Linked DNA regions of Homo sapiens: region 2 is linked to region 1. Evidence: read pairs that join two places in POLR2A ChIA-PET (ENCODE). Cell type or tissue: A673. All regions are shown on one strand. Links, peaks and the distances in the headings refer to the core of each region. The heading gives the core; the rest is flanking DNA.

Region 1 (7,112 bases), core at 1,705-4,204:
TTCTCCTGATAAGTCTGTGGCTGGGTCTTCTGACTCCCAGACTAGCTTCTTTGGGGACTAGGGGGTTGGTGTGTCTCGTGGCCTCCCCCAGGCTGGCCTGGCTGCAGAGGGTCAGCCAAGGATTCAGAGGTGAATGGCCCAGGCAGATGCTAGGAGGGGAGTCGTAAATTTCTGACGGAATCTTTGGGCACAAGAAATCCCTGTGCAAGCCTGACCTTGTGGCCTGTGGGATCTTTTCACATTCCCCTATTTCCCTGTTGCCACAAAGACCTGGCCAGGCCCCCTCTCTCGGGGTACTCTTATGGTCCCCAACCCGTGGCTGGGAACCAGTCTGAGAACACTTCTCCTTCTATGTGGTCCAGCCCAGATGCTCTGCTGGGCAATCCCGATTGGGACTAGACCAAGAAATGCAAGATAGTTGACTGTGGTGGGCATGGAATCCCAGCTCACGCAAATCCTCTGCTCTGTGAACAGGGGTCTGGGGGAAGCTGAGGAGGAAAGACTTAGCGGCGCAGAGGGAAGGAGGGCAGAGCCAGCCTCTACCTGTGTCACCTGGGACAGCTTTCTTCACCCTCTGGAATTCAGTTGCCCTGTGGGTGCAGTAGTGGGAGCAGGGGTGGTAAGCCCACTCTATATGCCCTTCTAAAATAATGCCCTTTGCCATCTGAGGGCTAGGAGTCTGTAACTGGAGATGTCTTCTGATCTGAGAAGCTGAGGGTGGAAGAAGAGACCCAGCTGGGGGAACTGGAGGAGTCTTGGCAGACCCTGGTAGGAAAGGAGAGCCAGAGAATGGAAATGGAACAAAACGGATACTTGAAAGTATCTTGTTGAGGCTGGGTGCGGTGGCTCAAGCCTGTAATCCCAGCACTTTGGGAGGCTGAGGTGGGTGGATCATGAAGTCAGGGGTTTGAGACCAGCCTGGCCAACATAGTGAAACCCGGTCTCTACAAAAAATACAAAAATAGCCAGGTGTGGTGGTGTGCGCCTGTAATCCCAGCTACTTGGGAGTCTGAGGCAGGAGAGTCACTTGAACCTGGGAGGCGGAGGTTGCAGTGAGCCTAGACTGCGCCATTGCACTCCAGCCTGGGAGACAGAGCAAGACTCCATCTCAAAAAAAAAAAAAAAAAAAAAAAGAAAGTATCTTGTTGAGTGACTGAATGAAAGAGCCACAGGGGGAACCTAGGAAGAAAGCAGGGCAGGGGGTTCATCTACACTGGAATAGGGGTCTCGGGTGGGGGTCAGATGACTTGTGTCTCTTCCATCATGTGTCTCATGAGACCTAGTTCTGCCCCAGCTCTGCCATTGCTGCGTAAGCTTGGGAAGCTTATTTTGCTCCTCTGGGCCTCAGTGTCCCCATCTATAAAATGGGGCAAATAATCCTCTCCTTGCACCCCAGGGGCTTTGAGACGTGAAAAGGAATGTATCTGTCAATATCCAGAGATATCCAATCTGTGCTGGATGACCTTGACCAAATCACATTCCCTCTCTGTGCCAATTCACCCCTGGGCCTTGGTTTGTCCTTCTGAAAAACGGCTGATCATCTTGGAGGATCTTTCCATCTCCTCCATGTCACCTCTTCTCAGCAGTGCTCTCTGATTCTCTCAGGCTTCCGTTAGGGGTCCTTCTAAATGCACTCTCAGCCTCCTGTCTGCCGACCGGGCACCTGCTTGCCCAATGAATATCTTGCTCACTAGCCTGGTGCTTCTGAGGTCAGGACCACGTCTTGCTACTGTCCCCTGCACCCAGTACAGTGTTAGAATGTAGTAAATGCTCAGTATGCTTGTTCAATGAATGAAGGTTGACTGAATCAACCACAGAGATGATCAGAGTCTCCTTTACAGATGGGGAAACTGAGGCACTGAGAAATGATCTCCCTGGGTGCCATGGCAAGGGGAGGCCGCCACCCGACATGGGCATCGGGAAAGTGGGGCCGAGGCCACTCTTTGACAAAAGTGACTCAGCAGCTGGCGGCTGGCGTGGGCTGTGGAATTTCTAAGCATCCCCTCACATCCTGAGCGAACGGGCGATGGGAGGGAGTAAGCAGAGTGAAAAGAAGAAAAACAAGAAACTTGGGGGAAAAGAAAGAGAGAGGGGGAAAAAAACTGAAATTGAAAACAGACGCACGCGTCCACCCTCCCTGCCCCGCCGCCCCCCCTTCTCCCAGCTGGGCCAATCAGAAGCCACCCTGCAGCCTTTCCCCCAAAGTGGCGGGGGAAGTGGGGGGGCATGGAAGCCCATAGTGGTGTGAGCTCCTGAGGCTGCCAGCAGCCAGCAGTGACTGCCCGCCCTATCTGGGACCCAGGATCGCTCTGTGAGCAACTTGGAGCCAGAGAGGAGATCAACAAGGAGGAGGAGAGAGCCGGCCCCTCAGCCCTGCTGCCCAGCAGCAGCCTGTGCTCGCCCTGCCCAACGCAGACAGCCAGACCCAGGGCGGCCCCTCTGGCGGCTCTGCTCCTCCCGAAGGATGCTTGGGGAGTGAGGCGAAGCTGGGCCGCTCCTCTCCCCTACAGCAGCCCCCTTCCTCCATCCCTCTGTTCTCCTGAGCCTTCAGGAGCCTGCACCAGTCCTGCCTGTCCTTCTACTCAGCTGTTACCCACTCTGGGACCAGCAGTCTTTCTGATAACTGGGAGAGGGCAGTAAGGAGGACTTCCTGGAGGGGGTGACTGTCCAGAGCCTGGAACTGTGCCCACACCAGAAGCCATCAGCAGCAAGGTAAGTGCTGGAAAAAGTGGGAACCCCAGCCCCATGCCCTGTCCCTTTGCCCTAACCTGCATCTCTTCGAGTAGGTAAAAAAAAAAAAAAAAAAAAAAAGGGAAGATATTTTTAACAAAACAAGATGAGAGGAGGCTGGGAGACTGTGGGTGATGTCAGGGATGGAGGAGCCAGTTTTCTCCTTTCCCCTGCTCTGGGGTGAGTGGCCTCCACCTCATCATCCCTGCTGCTCCTGCCTTCATCAAACAATCCTCAGGGGTTTCTGGGTGCTGACTGGGGGCCTCCAAAGCACAGCACAGTCAATGGGGAGTGGGGAGAGCTGGGAAGAGCGGGAGAGGGGAATTGGGAGAAGGTAGGCAGGGTACACAGAAAGCAGGGGACTGGGGACCTCAGGACCATAGCCGCTGTTCCTTGGCCCAAGCCTTGTTTCTAAGAATCAGTCTGGCTTTAGGCCAGTCAGCCGCCAGGCAACCTCTGGGGATTTAAATGGATTTGCAAATTTTCTAGATTCTTAAGATATCCTTCTAAACCCCCAGCAGCTAGAAAAGTTTGAGGGCTAGGAAAGTTCGAGGGTGATGGGCGGCCATGGCAACCCCCTAGCGGTCATGCTGCTGGGTCTGGGGGCTGGGACCTGGCTGTCAGATCTGGGGGCTCCTCTGTGAAGAAGGGGTCAGCCACTGGGCCATTTCCTTTGGTCCCAGGCAGCTGCTCAGGCCTCCTCGTTGTCTCCCTCCTTCTGGACTCTACCCCTTCTCCATGCCATTCTAAAGCATAAATCCAATCACACCACCTCCCTGCCCAGGATCCGCCTATGGCTCCCCAGTGCCTGGAGAAAGTCCCAGCTCCTAACAGAGGCTGCCACTGCTTGACACTTACTGCACGCCGCAACTGTGCTGAGTGCTTTATGAGACTGATCTCATGTAATGCTCACCAGCAACCCCAGAGGCAGTGACTGTTTTTACCTCCGTTTTATACATGAGGAACTTGAGGCTCACGCAGCCACATAACTGTAGCCACACAGCTAGTAAGTGGCACAGCCTGGAGAGGTTGGAATCTCCCCGTGCCCCATTACTCCAAACTTGGGCCTTTTGTTCCCGCCAGTCAGATCCCAGAATTCCCAGAAGGAATGCGCACCATCCTGCTTGTGGGCATTTGCCCTCCCTCTTCCCCCTTTCTGGAATGCCCTTCCTCATCACTTTTCTTTCAGGGATATTCCATACACCACCTCTTCCAGGCAGCCTTCCTAGGTTCTTCCTGTCTTCCAAGTGCTAGCCATGCACTTTGTGCTGAAGCCATGTTACTTGGCCCTCCCCTGTTGGTGATCTGTTTATGTTCTGTTTGTTCATCAGAGATTGTTCAGGCCCCAGCAGTCAGAACTGAGGCCGCACTTTCTGCTGGGGAAAGGTTTAAGGTTTCCCCATCCTGTGCTCTTCCCCCAGTGCCCAGCCCTGGATAGGCAGTGCGGCTGAAAAAATGTCCTGGTGAAAGGGAGGAGGAGCTCACTGAAGACCTTCTGCTCCCAAGTGTGAGACTAGAACCCAGGCCTCCAGCCTTCTCACAGGTGCCCTTCCAGGACATCGTGTGGCTACTCCAGGCAGCATTCCTCCATTGCAAGCAGGGAGGAGTATCTCTGCTTCCCTCTGTGACCTCCCAATTGCACAGAGGCCTCTAGTGACAAGTTCTGAAGTCATGCAGTCCTCCCCTGTCTCCAAGCAGGAGACCCTGAATCCACAGCCTTCAGGGACATACAGTCCCTGAACACCTACCTCATGCAGGCATAGAGCCTGGTACTTCACACACCTTGGAGTCCTCATGGCAAGTTTTTGAAATCAGTGTTATTACCTACTTTTTGTAGATGAGGAAGCTGAGATCTGGAGAGGCTAAGTGACTTTCCCAGGGCCATACGGTGAGTTAAGGTGGTGTTTAGGCTGAAGTCTGCCTGACTCTAAAGGCTTACCTCGTGCTCCCCGGGAAGCTCCCAGTCAGAGGGAAGAATCTCCATCCTCCTGCAGAGCCTGCTCCTGGCTTCAGCACCTTCCCCAGCAGAAAGTGCAGCCTCAGGTCTGACTGCTCCAAGGTCTGCCCGGGCCCTGGCTTGGTCTTGAGAGAGGAAAGAGACCATCTGGTCAGCACCCTCCTCCCAGACAGCAGTTATCAGCAGCCCCCCTCCTCTGCGGGAAGAAGAGCTGGGACTTATAATTGCCCACACATGTGGGGCAGGCAGTGGAAAGCACCGTGGATCCAGAGTCAGGAGACCCAGTGCTTGCCCTGGCTTGATTTAAATCCACCGTGTGGCCAACCTCAGACCCCCCACATCCCATCTCTGGGCTCCTTCCGCAGCTGGGAGGCAGTGAGCGCTGTGGGTAACCAGCACCAGGCTTGGGCATCAGATGACTATGCATTGACCCCGAGTCAGTTTCTGGCTGACTGTGTGACCCCGGGGCAGCACCTTGCCTCTCTGGGCCTCAATCTCCTTCTCTGTGAGCAGCAGGACCGTGTGTGGGCTCCATGAGACAACAGCATTGGCAAGGTGCTTACCACAGTTCCTGCACTTCACAGCTGGACCTCTGGCCACTGGCTGAGAGAACCACTGCTCTCCTGGCCTCCTGCATTGGAACACTTGGCTGTGAAATTAATCTGCAACCTGCAAAAGGCTCTGCCCACAGAAGGGACCTGGACACCATGTATGTTCCAAAGATCCGTGTCCATCCTCCAGGCACAGGCCACAGTCTGACTCTGAGACCAGCTGCCTTCTAGGCTAAAGGAGGGTGCTCTGGGCATTGGCTCAGAACAGGCTGCTGCTGAATGCAGTGGGAAGGGAGAAAGGGATGAAAAGGTCTTCTGAAATGCCCACCCATTTCTTGCATTTGATTCAGAACCCAGTGGGCAGTGGGTTCTTGGAATGGGAATCTTTTTGGTGCCCCCTGTCTTCTGACCCAGAGCGTTAGGAGGGAAGGGAAGGGGTGTTGGGCCCCTTCCCAGGGTCAGGGCTTGTAGCACCTCAGCTGGGAAGCAGTGTGAGCATGATGATATAACAGGAACCAACTCGTTCTTAGCACTTTCTGTGTCTACTTCAATTGTGCTTTACATCTGTTACCTCAAAGTTGCTGCTGTATTCCTCAGCACTTGGAACATGCTGGGCATTCAGGACATTCTTAGTAAATATTTACTGGATTAATTTAACCATCGAGGCTGGGCACGGTGGCTCACACATGTAATCCCAGCACTTTGGGAGGCCGAGGCGGGTGGATCACCCGAGGTCTGGAGTTTGAGACCAGCCTGGCCAACATGGTGAAACCCTGTCTCTACTAAAAATACAAAAATTAGCCAGACGTGGTGGTGCGCACCTGTATCCCAGCTACTCAGGAGGCTGAGGCACTAGAATTGCTTGAATCCAGGAGGCGGAGATTGCAGTGAGCCTAAGCGACAGGGCAAGACTGTCTCAAAAAAAATAAATAAATAAATAAATAAACCGTCACAGCAACCTCAAAATTAGATATATAAACTCTCCCCACTTTTTTTTTTTTTTTTTTTTGAGATGGAGTCTCACTCTGTTGCCCAGGCTGGAGTGCAATGGTATGATCTTGGCTCACCGCAACCTCCGCTTCCCAAGCTCAAGTGATTCTCCTGCCTCAGCCTCCCAAGTAGCTGGGATTACAGGCGTGTGCGCCACCATGCCCAGCTAATTTTTATATTTTTAGTACAGATGGGGTTTCACCGTGTTGGCCAGGCTGGTCTCGAACTACCTGACCTCAAGTGATCCGCCTGCCTCAGACTCCCAAAGTGCTGGGATTACAGGCGTGAGCCACCGCACCCAGCTAAACTCTCCCCATTTTACAGGTGAGAAAGTGCGCAGAGTCAGTTGCCTAAAGTCCCACAGCTCGGAAGTGGCGGAGCTGGGATTTGCACCTGGGTGTTTCTGACTCCAGATCCCCTTGATGAGAGGCTGGATGGGGCCTGGGATGCCCCTGGGGATCCAGTGTAAACCCTGAGAATGTGCCTCAGCTGTGGGGGCCCTCAGCATTCCAGAGGTAGTCATCAGACCCTAGAACCCTATGGGACTGTGCACAGATCGTTCCCTTCTGGGGCCTCAGTTTTCCCATCAGTCAAACGAGGAGGTTGACCCAGATGATGGTAAATCTTTCTTCCAGCCCTAAAACAATTTCAGGATTCCAAGCCATGCCAGCCCAGATTGGCAGCTGCACAAGCCTTGCTGTGTACTCAGGGATCATGCATATTTAATTTCACAATGAAAGGGTTTTTTTCTTACCCTTTTTCTACACATTACAGAAAGAGGTCAGGATCGATGACCACTAATGGAAAACTTTAACCTGCAATAACAATGAGGAACTTTCTGACAATTAGTGTGGCCCCTTAACGTGCTCAGTTTCTTGAGGAGC
Region 2 (7,112 bases), core at 2,858-5,357, 350 kb after region 1:
TAGGCTTTGTTGAGGCAGGGCTGGCCCTGGCTCATAACTTGCTAGTTACAGGGAGTTGCTTGCCCTCTCCGCATCTCTCAAGACCAGCCTCCCTCCTGGAACAGTTGTGTGGCTTGAGTGTCCACCCCGGGGCCTCTGTGCTGGAGCCTTCCTCAGCCTGGAACGCCTTCTCTCTCCTTCATCTCCCATAGCGGCTCCCTTCTTTCTATCCTCATCCCAGGTTGAACGTCCCTCCCCAGATGGGCCTCCCTGACCACTGCACCCCAAATGGCCATCCCGTCTCTGGCCTACCTAGCACCCTGCTGGAATTCCCTCGATTAGCACTTATCATTCTCTGCTATCCCCTGCCTCCTTTTATCAGTATGTTTTTAAATTGTGGTAAAATATAAATAACATGAAATTGATTAATTTTTTTTTTTTTTTTTTTTTTTTTTTAAGAAAGGATCTCACTCTGTCGCCCGAGCTGGAGTGCAGTAACATGATCATGGCTGATTGCAGCCTTGAATTCCCGGGCTCAAGCAATCCTCCCGCCTCAGCCTCCTTAGTAGCTAGGACTACAGGTGCACACCACCACTCCCAGCTTGCTTGCTTGCTTATCTATCTATCTATCTATCTATCTATCTATCTATCTATCTATCTATCTATGGTAGAGATGGATCTATCTATCTATCTATCTATCTATGGTAGAGATGGATCTATCTATCTATCTATCTATCTATGGTAGAGATGGATCTATCTATCTATCTATCTATCTATCTATCTATCTATCTATGGTAGAGATGGATCTATCTATCTATCTATCTATCTATCTATCTATCTATCTATCTATCTATGGTAGAGATGGATCTATCTATCTATCTATCTATCTATCTATCTATCTATCTATCTATGGTAGAGATGGATCTATCTATCTATCTATCTATCTATCTATCTATCTATCTATCTATGGTAGAGATGGATCTATCTATCTATCTATCTATCTATCTATCTATCTATCTATCTATCTAAGGTGGAGATAGGGGTCTTTCTGTGTTGTCCAGGCCGGTCTCAAACTCCTGGGCTCAAGCAGTCCTCCTGCCTTGGTCTCCCAAAGTGCTAGGATTATAGGCATGAGCCACCATGCCTGGCCCATTTTAAACATTTTTAAGTGTGCAGTTCAGTGGCATTAAGTACACCCACATTGCTATGCAGCCATCACCACCATCCATCTCCAGAACTACCCCCATTACTAATTTATCTACTTGTTTACTGCTGCCTCCCACAACTGGCAGCTCCATGTGAGCAGGGGCTGTGTCTGGGTTTGCCTTGTTGCCCACTGTATCCCAAATGCCCAGCATAATGCCTGGCACATAGTAGGTGCTCAATAAACATGCGTTCAAGAAACAAAATGAGTGTCTTGTAAAGGGTATAGGACCGTGTACAAAAACAAGAGAGCGCAACATGTGCATTTTTTCCACACAGCCCCAAGACAAGACCAAGCTTCCTGGCAGCCTCAGTCACCAGATAACAATTTCAGGTTTTGTCAAAGTCTGTGGGGGGCAAAAACGCTGAGAGTTCAGTTTCTTTCCTGGTTCCAGGCCCCTCTACAAGGTCAAGAATGAAGATACATGATCACACAAACCACCTGACATCAACACTCACCATTTCAACACATCAGCTCTACCGAGAGCAACATTTTATCAGTTGCTGAAGGGCAGGCACAAAAATAGACTGCAGGGATCAAATGCCATCCTCAGCTGCTCTCTTGACTCTCAGGAGTGAAAGGCCCTGGCATCCAAGGACCCCAGGGCCTGGGGACCTGAAGGCAGGGGTCAGCTGTTCCAGTAGTTCACAGAAATTGGGAGGTGGAGCTGGGGCTGGAATTAGGGTGCCTTACACATCAAAATACTCAGTCATCAAGGTAGATCATATTTTAATGCAATTTTAAAATTAATGCAAAATATCCACCCAAGATTAACAAAATACCAAAATTCTAAGTAAAGGTGAGGTCAGTGGTGCCAATTTTTTCCCTCTTGCCTCGGTTCCTGTAGGGCTACGCATGGCCCCGTTGCTGTTTCTGCCTTTGTTTTAAAATTGGATATTTTGTTCAGCATGGATATTTATATCAATTATTTTTTAAACACTGATATAAATAGGATTGATCTTGACGACTGAGTTTTTTAGCATCTCCTTAAATTTTGTGCCAGAGCCAAGTGCCTCCTTTGCCTTACCTTAGCCCTCACCTGGGCGGGATTAGATGGAGAAAGTTACTGTTCATGCAGGTGACTAAAATGGGACCATGTCTCGGGTCACGCCATTTAGTGGGGCCTCAGTTTCAACATCTCTGCAATGGGGCCCATAACCTCCTAGTTGCTGTGGAATTGCTCCAGCCCTCATGAGGTATTTAGGAAAACTGTAAAATGCTTATAAGAAACTCTCCAGGAACTGTTATTAAATTCTTCTCAAAGATGGTGAATGGCCTGCCAGGATGGGGGGTGGCATTCAGCTTTGAGGTGAGTTACAAAACACGTGCCCTATTTCTAATGAAAGGAGTGAAGTTAGTGAAATGCATCGATTTTGCTTAAGAAAAGAAAGAGACTGGAGCAGATTCCTGGTTCTTCCTGCAATCAGGATGTCCTCTGGCAGTCTACTCGCTGGAATTCTGACCTTGGTCCTGAGTCGGAAGGAAAGCAAAGGGTGACTGTTGCTCATGTCACACGGCTGAAGGGGCGACCACTGACACCCTGCTCATGAGCTGGCAGGTGCTTCCTTTCCTTGCCATGTTGTGTGGGATTTCCTCAAAATTCAGATGTGCCTAGGGACATGCCAGCCATCCTCCTGTGTCAGGAGGATGACAAAGTACCTGACTTTGGGAGGACAGAAAAGTGCTGGACTGCTGATAGTTTTATGACATGGTGAATGGACTTAATGCCACTGTTTTGTACTTTATAAATGGTAAATTTTAGTCTGAGCAACGTGGCAAAACCCTGTCTCTAAAAAAAAAAAAAATACAAAAATTGGCCAGGCACAGTAGCGTATGCCTATTGTCCCAACTACTCTGGAGTCTGAGGTGGAAGGATCACCTGATCCCAGGAAGTTGAGGCTGCAGTGAGCTGTGATGGTACCACTGCACTACTCTAGCCTAGATGACAGAGCAAGACCCTGTCTCAAAAAGGAAAAAAAAAAAGGGTAAATTTTATGTTAGGTACATTTTACCACAATTTTTTTTAAAAAGTTGGCCAGGCACAGTGGCTCAAGCCTATAATTCCAGCACTTTACGAGGCCAGGGTGGGTGGACGGCCTGAGGACAGGAGTTCGAGAGCAGCTGACCAATATGGTGAAACCCCGTCTCTACTAAAAATACAAAAATTAGCTGGGCATGGTGGTGGGTGCCTATAATCCCAGCTACTCGAGAGGCTGAGGCGGGAGAATCGCTGGAACCCAGGAGGCGGAGGTTGCAGTGAGCCGAGATCACACCATTGCACTCCAGCCTGGGCGACAACAGCGAAACTGTCTCAAAAAAAAAAAAAAAAAAGTCCCAGAGACCTAAAAAAACAAAGTGTCCCACACACTCCATCTGGAGGTGTTTTCTGGGGTCCTATAGTGTCCACGTTCTCTGGTTCTATTTCCGCATCTCCTGCCCTGGCTGGCAGGAGAGACCGAGGGAGCAGGGCCAGGGCTCAGCTGAGAAGCCCTTTTTCTTGTAAACACTGTTATAAATAACCCAGAAAGAGGTAGAAAGGGGGTCCTGGCAAGAGAGTGAAGGTCAGGCAGCCCCTTCATGGCATTTAAGGAAATGTCATGCTCAACAGGGCAGCAAGATGCCAGTGCACACCTTCAGCCCAGTGCTGCCTGGAGCTGACTGCCGCCTTGCTGTCATGCCAGAGCCCCCAGGCAGCACTCACACACCCAGGATATGCAGCCCTCTCAGGTGGCCGGCTCCTGGGGTTTATGAACAGACAGGGGACCCTCAGGTGGGTGGACAGGCAGTAGGTAGCTGGCGATTCCCCCTTCCCAGTAGGCTGGGGGCCTCGGCAGGCCAGAGCTGAAGTCAGTTCCCCAATAACCCAGGCCAGGACTCCACACCAGCCTGGGCTTGTCAGCCAACACATGACCAGGCCGAGGGAGAGATGACTCAGCAGTGCTCGGCCCACAGCTGCCCCTGCTGCTGCACAGCGTGGGAGCTGGAGGGGCCTCACAGCCCATCTGGTCCTGTGGTTCCCACACTGGGCTCCCTGGGGAACCCCCACAGCTCCACCATGGCCCTGGGCTTTGAAATGGGAGGAATTATGAAAGAGTTAATTAGGTTTCCCATGTTTATTAACCAAAAGTCATATAGTGGCAACCCATCATATTCCTATTTAACCAGAGTGAATTTAACATTATGTGATTGGCAAAAAAGATAAATAGGCCAGGCGCAGTGGCTTACACCTGTAATCCCAGCACCAAGGTGGGTGGGTCAGATCACCTGAGGTCAGGAGTTCGAGACCAGCCTGGCCAACATGGCAAAACCCCATCTCTACTAAAAATACAAAAATTAGCCAGGCGTGGTGGTGCACGCCTGTAATCCCAGCTATTCGGGAGGCAGAGGCAGGTGAATCGCTTGAACCCGGGAGGCAGAGGTTGCAGTGAGCCGAGATCATGCCACTGCACTCCAGCCTGGGGGACACAGTGAGACTCCGTCTCAAAAAAACAAATAAATAAATAAATAGCCATATTTCTATTTCTTTCTTACACATTAGAAGTAGGGTGATGTATCTTGCATGTGAATTCTCTATTTGCATAAACTCATATACACGTACCTATTTTCCATATACACTACTTTGTAGGCTATTTAAGGACCCTATGATAGTTAATTTGACCCAAACCCCAGACTAAGAAACCACTCCCCAAGTCCATGGTATTTACCACTCAGGGTGTCTGAGCAGCCTGTGAGAATCCAGCAAAGTGGGCATTCCCCATGTTATCTATGTGACTTTGAAAGAATGGGGAGGGGAAAGTTCTCCACACCTGTTAGTACCTTTGAGAGTCTTCCTGGGTTCCAGAAGCCCAGGCAACATCACGAAGGAGGAAGCTCCCATCAAGAGGGGCAGGGCTTGCCCACCATGCCCAGCGAGCTGGAGGCAGAGCGGATACCAGGGCTCATCGCTCACTCTCCTGCTGAAAACCCTCCCCTGACTTCTCATTGCCCTTGACTAAAACCCGGAGTCCTCAGGGGCCGAGTGCAGCTGGAGCCTGCCTGCTTTCTCACCACCTCCTGGACTCTCCCACCCTCCCTATACAGTAGGCATGGTGGCCTTCTTCCTTCCCATGGAACACAACCCTCTGTCTGGGGCTGTCCACCTGGGACACCTCCCCCAGGTCCTGGGGCCACCTTCCCACTGTTCAGTCGCAGTGAGAGAGGCCTTCCCCAACACTCCAATCCTTCCACTCACGGGGATTACATCACTGTGGGTTTTTGTTTTTGTTTTTTTGAGACAGCGTCTCACTCTGTCGCCCCAGCTGGAGTGCAGCGGTGTGAGCTCACCTCACTGCAATCTGTCTCCTGGGTTCAAGCGATTCTCCTGCTTCAGCGTCCCGAGTAGCTGGGACTACAGGCATGCTCCACCACCTGGCTAATTTTTGTATTTTTGGTAGAGATGGGGTTTCGCCATGTTGGCCAGGCTGGTTTCAAGCTCCTGACCTCAAGTGATCTACCCACCTCAGCCTCGCAAAGTGCTGGGATTATAGGTGTGAGCCACCGCACCCGGCCGCATCACTGTGTTTTAAGCATAGCATGGAACCAGGGACCATCCGTCTCCTCTCCAGAATATAAACTGTCCAAGCACCTGGCCTTGTCCTTTGCTGAGTCCCAGCACCTGGAAAGGTGCCAAGCACTGAGTAGGTGCTTACTAAACCTTTGCAGGACGGGAGGGTGTGGGGTGGAGGCGCAGAGGCACTATTTCCCAGGACAGTTTTGGCATCTCTGCCTCACACTATCGTGAAGGCTGCAGTCTCTCTCACACTAACCCCCCTTTACCGGGGGTTGAGGGGTGGTTTCCTTCCGCATCCATTTATTCCCTTATGGAAACTCCTGCCTTTCCTTTTCCAGTGGGTCAGATGATGAGAAACGCAGACCCACAGGCTCCCAGATAAAGCTGGTGGGAAAGAGGTTCTCTTTGGCCCCAGCAGGCTCTCCTTGGTCATGTGGTCAGTGAGGGCCAGAGGCCAAGGGAAGCCAAGGAGGCCTGCTGAGCAGACCACCACTCGCTCAGGTCCTGCAGACTCGAGGCTCTGGCTGGCCTCCTAAGCCACAGCTGAGCCTGCCTTATGTAGAAGTGCGTTCCAGAGCGAAGAACTGGGCGAGTACAATGAATCTGTGTCAACTGAATCACACGTTTCCACACTCCCTTCTTCTCAAGTAATAGGGATGTGTCCTGGGGTGGGGGTGGCACTGCAGCAGGCTCCCCACCCCTGGGCCTCCTTACTGTGTGCTAATGACAGAATAACAGGCACCTGAACTAGGAAAGGGGGAAAATCAGATGCTTGATTGCCACCCAGGACTAAGAGAAACAGGCAGGAGGCGAGGAACTCTCTCAATGACAGAACAAGGAGGTGTTTTGTCAAATGAAGCCCCTGCCATACGCACATGTAAGTACCACGAGAACCCACTTTCCTGCCCTACTAGGTTTCTCCCACTCTACTAGGACTGGTGGGTCTCAGGGCTCATAAAAATCCTTTATGCTGTAAATTAGATATTCTCCCATTTGACACTCACAACAGGGCAGAGGTTAAGCCATTTTTCAAACAGGAAAGCTGAGGTTCAGAGAGGGAAAGTGAGCTGCCTAAAGTCACAGAGCAAGTCAAAGACAGGACCAGGACTAGAATCTCAAGACCTCTGAGTCCTAGTGGAAGCAATAGTAGAGAACACTGGATGGGGAGTCACAACCTGAATCCTCTGTGCTAATAGTATGAGATTTGGGACAAGTCCCTCTACTTCTCTGAGCCTCAGTCCCCCATATTCCAGCACTGGTCAACCTCAGAGAGCAGACAACCAGGGCCCTGAGACATGCAGGGTCAGCACGTGGGCAGGGTGGAAAAGTGTCAGGTGCCCCATCAGCAATTCCTAAAAAGGAGGAAAGACAGTGGAGGGG

What was found. ChIA-PET counts read pairs that join two places held together with the same protein. Peaks named below come from ENCODE experiments on the same cell type or tissue, not always from the same donor. Only the 100,000 strongest peaks of a DNase experiment are listed, where the experiment ranks them.
Region 2: POLR2A ChIA-PET joins it to region 1 with 11 read pairs; 2 of 35 experiments call an interaction of 5 or more read pairs at or near these places.

The regions. Positions count from the first base shown.
Region 1 is chr5:150,150,997-150,158,108 of GRCh38, reverse strand. PDGFRB (platelet derived growth factor receptor beta) reads left to right here and starts at 2,264. Exons shown (of 23, transcript NM_002609.4): 1 at 2,264-2,712. RefSeq lists enhancers at 1-346, 4,504-5,023, 5,024-5,544. In A673, for the core only: no CTCF peak of the experiment used is centred there; DNase peaks (open chromatin) are centred at 2,188, 3,168 and 3,608; H3K4me3 peaks cover 2,287 bases; H3K27ac peaks cover 2,469 bases.
Region 2 is chr5:149,803,011-149,810,122 of GRCh38, reverse strand. All of the region lies in intron 1 of PPARGC1B (PPARG coactivator 1 beta), which reads right to left. Among named protein-coding and RNA genes, the nearest start is that of MIR378A, 74 kb to the right of the region's middle. RefSeq lists a cis regulatory region at 4,110-4,120 and enhancers at 4,043-4,187, 3,777-4,426, 5,078-5,887. In A673, for the core only: no CTCF peak of the experiment used is centred there; a DNase peak (open chromatin) is centred at 4,152; H3K27ac peaks cover 1,247 bases.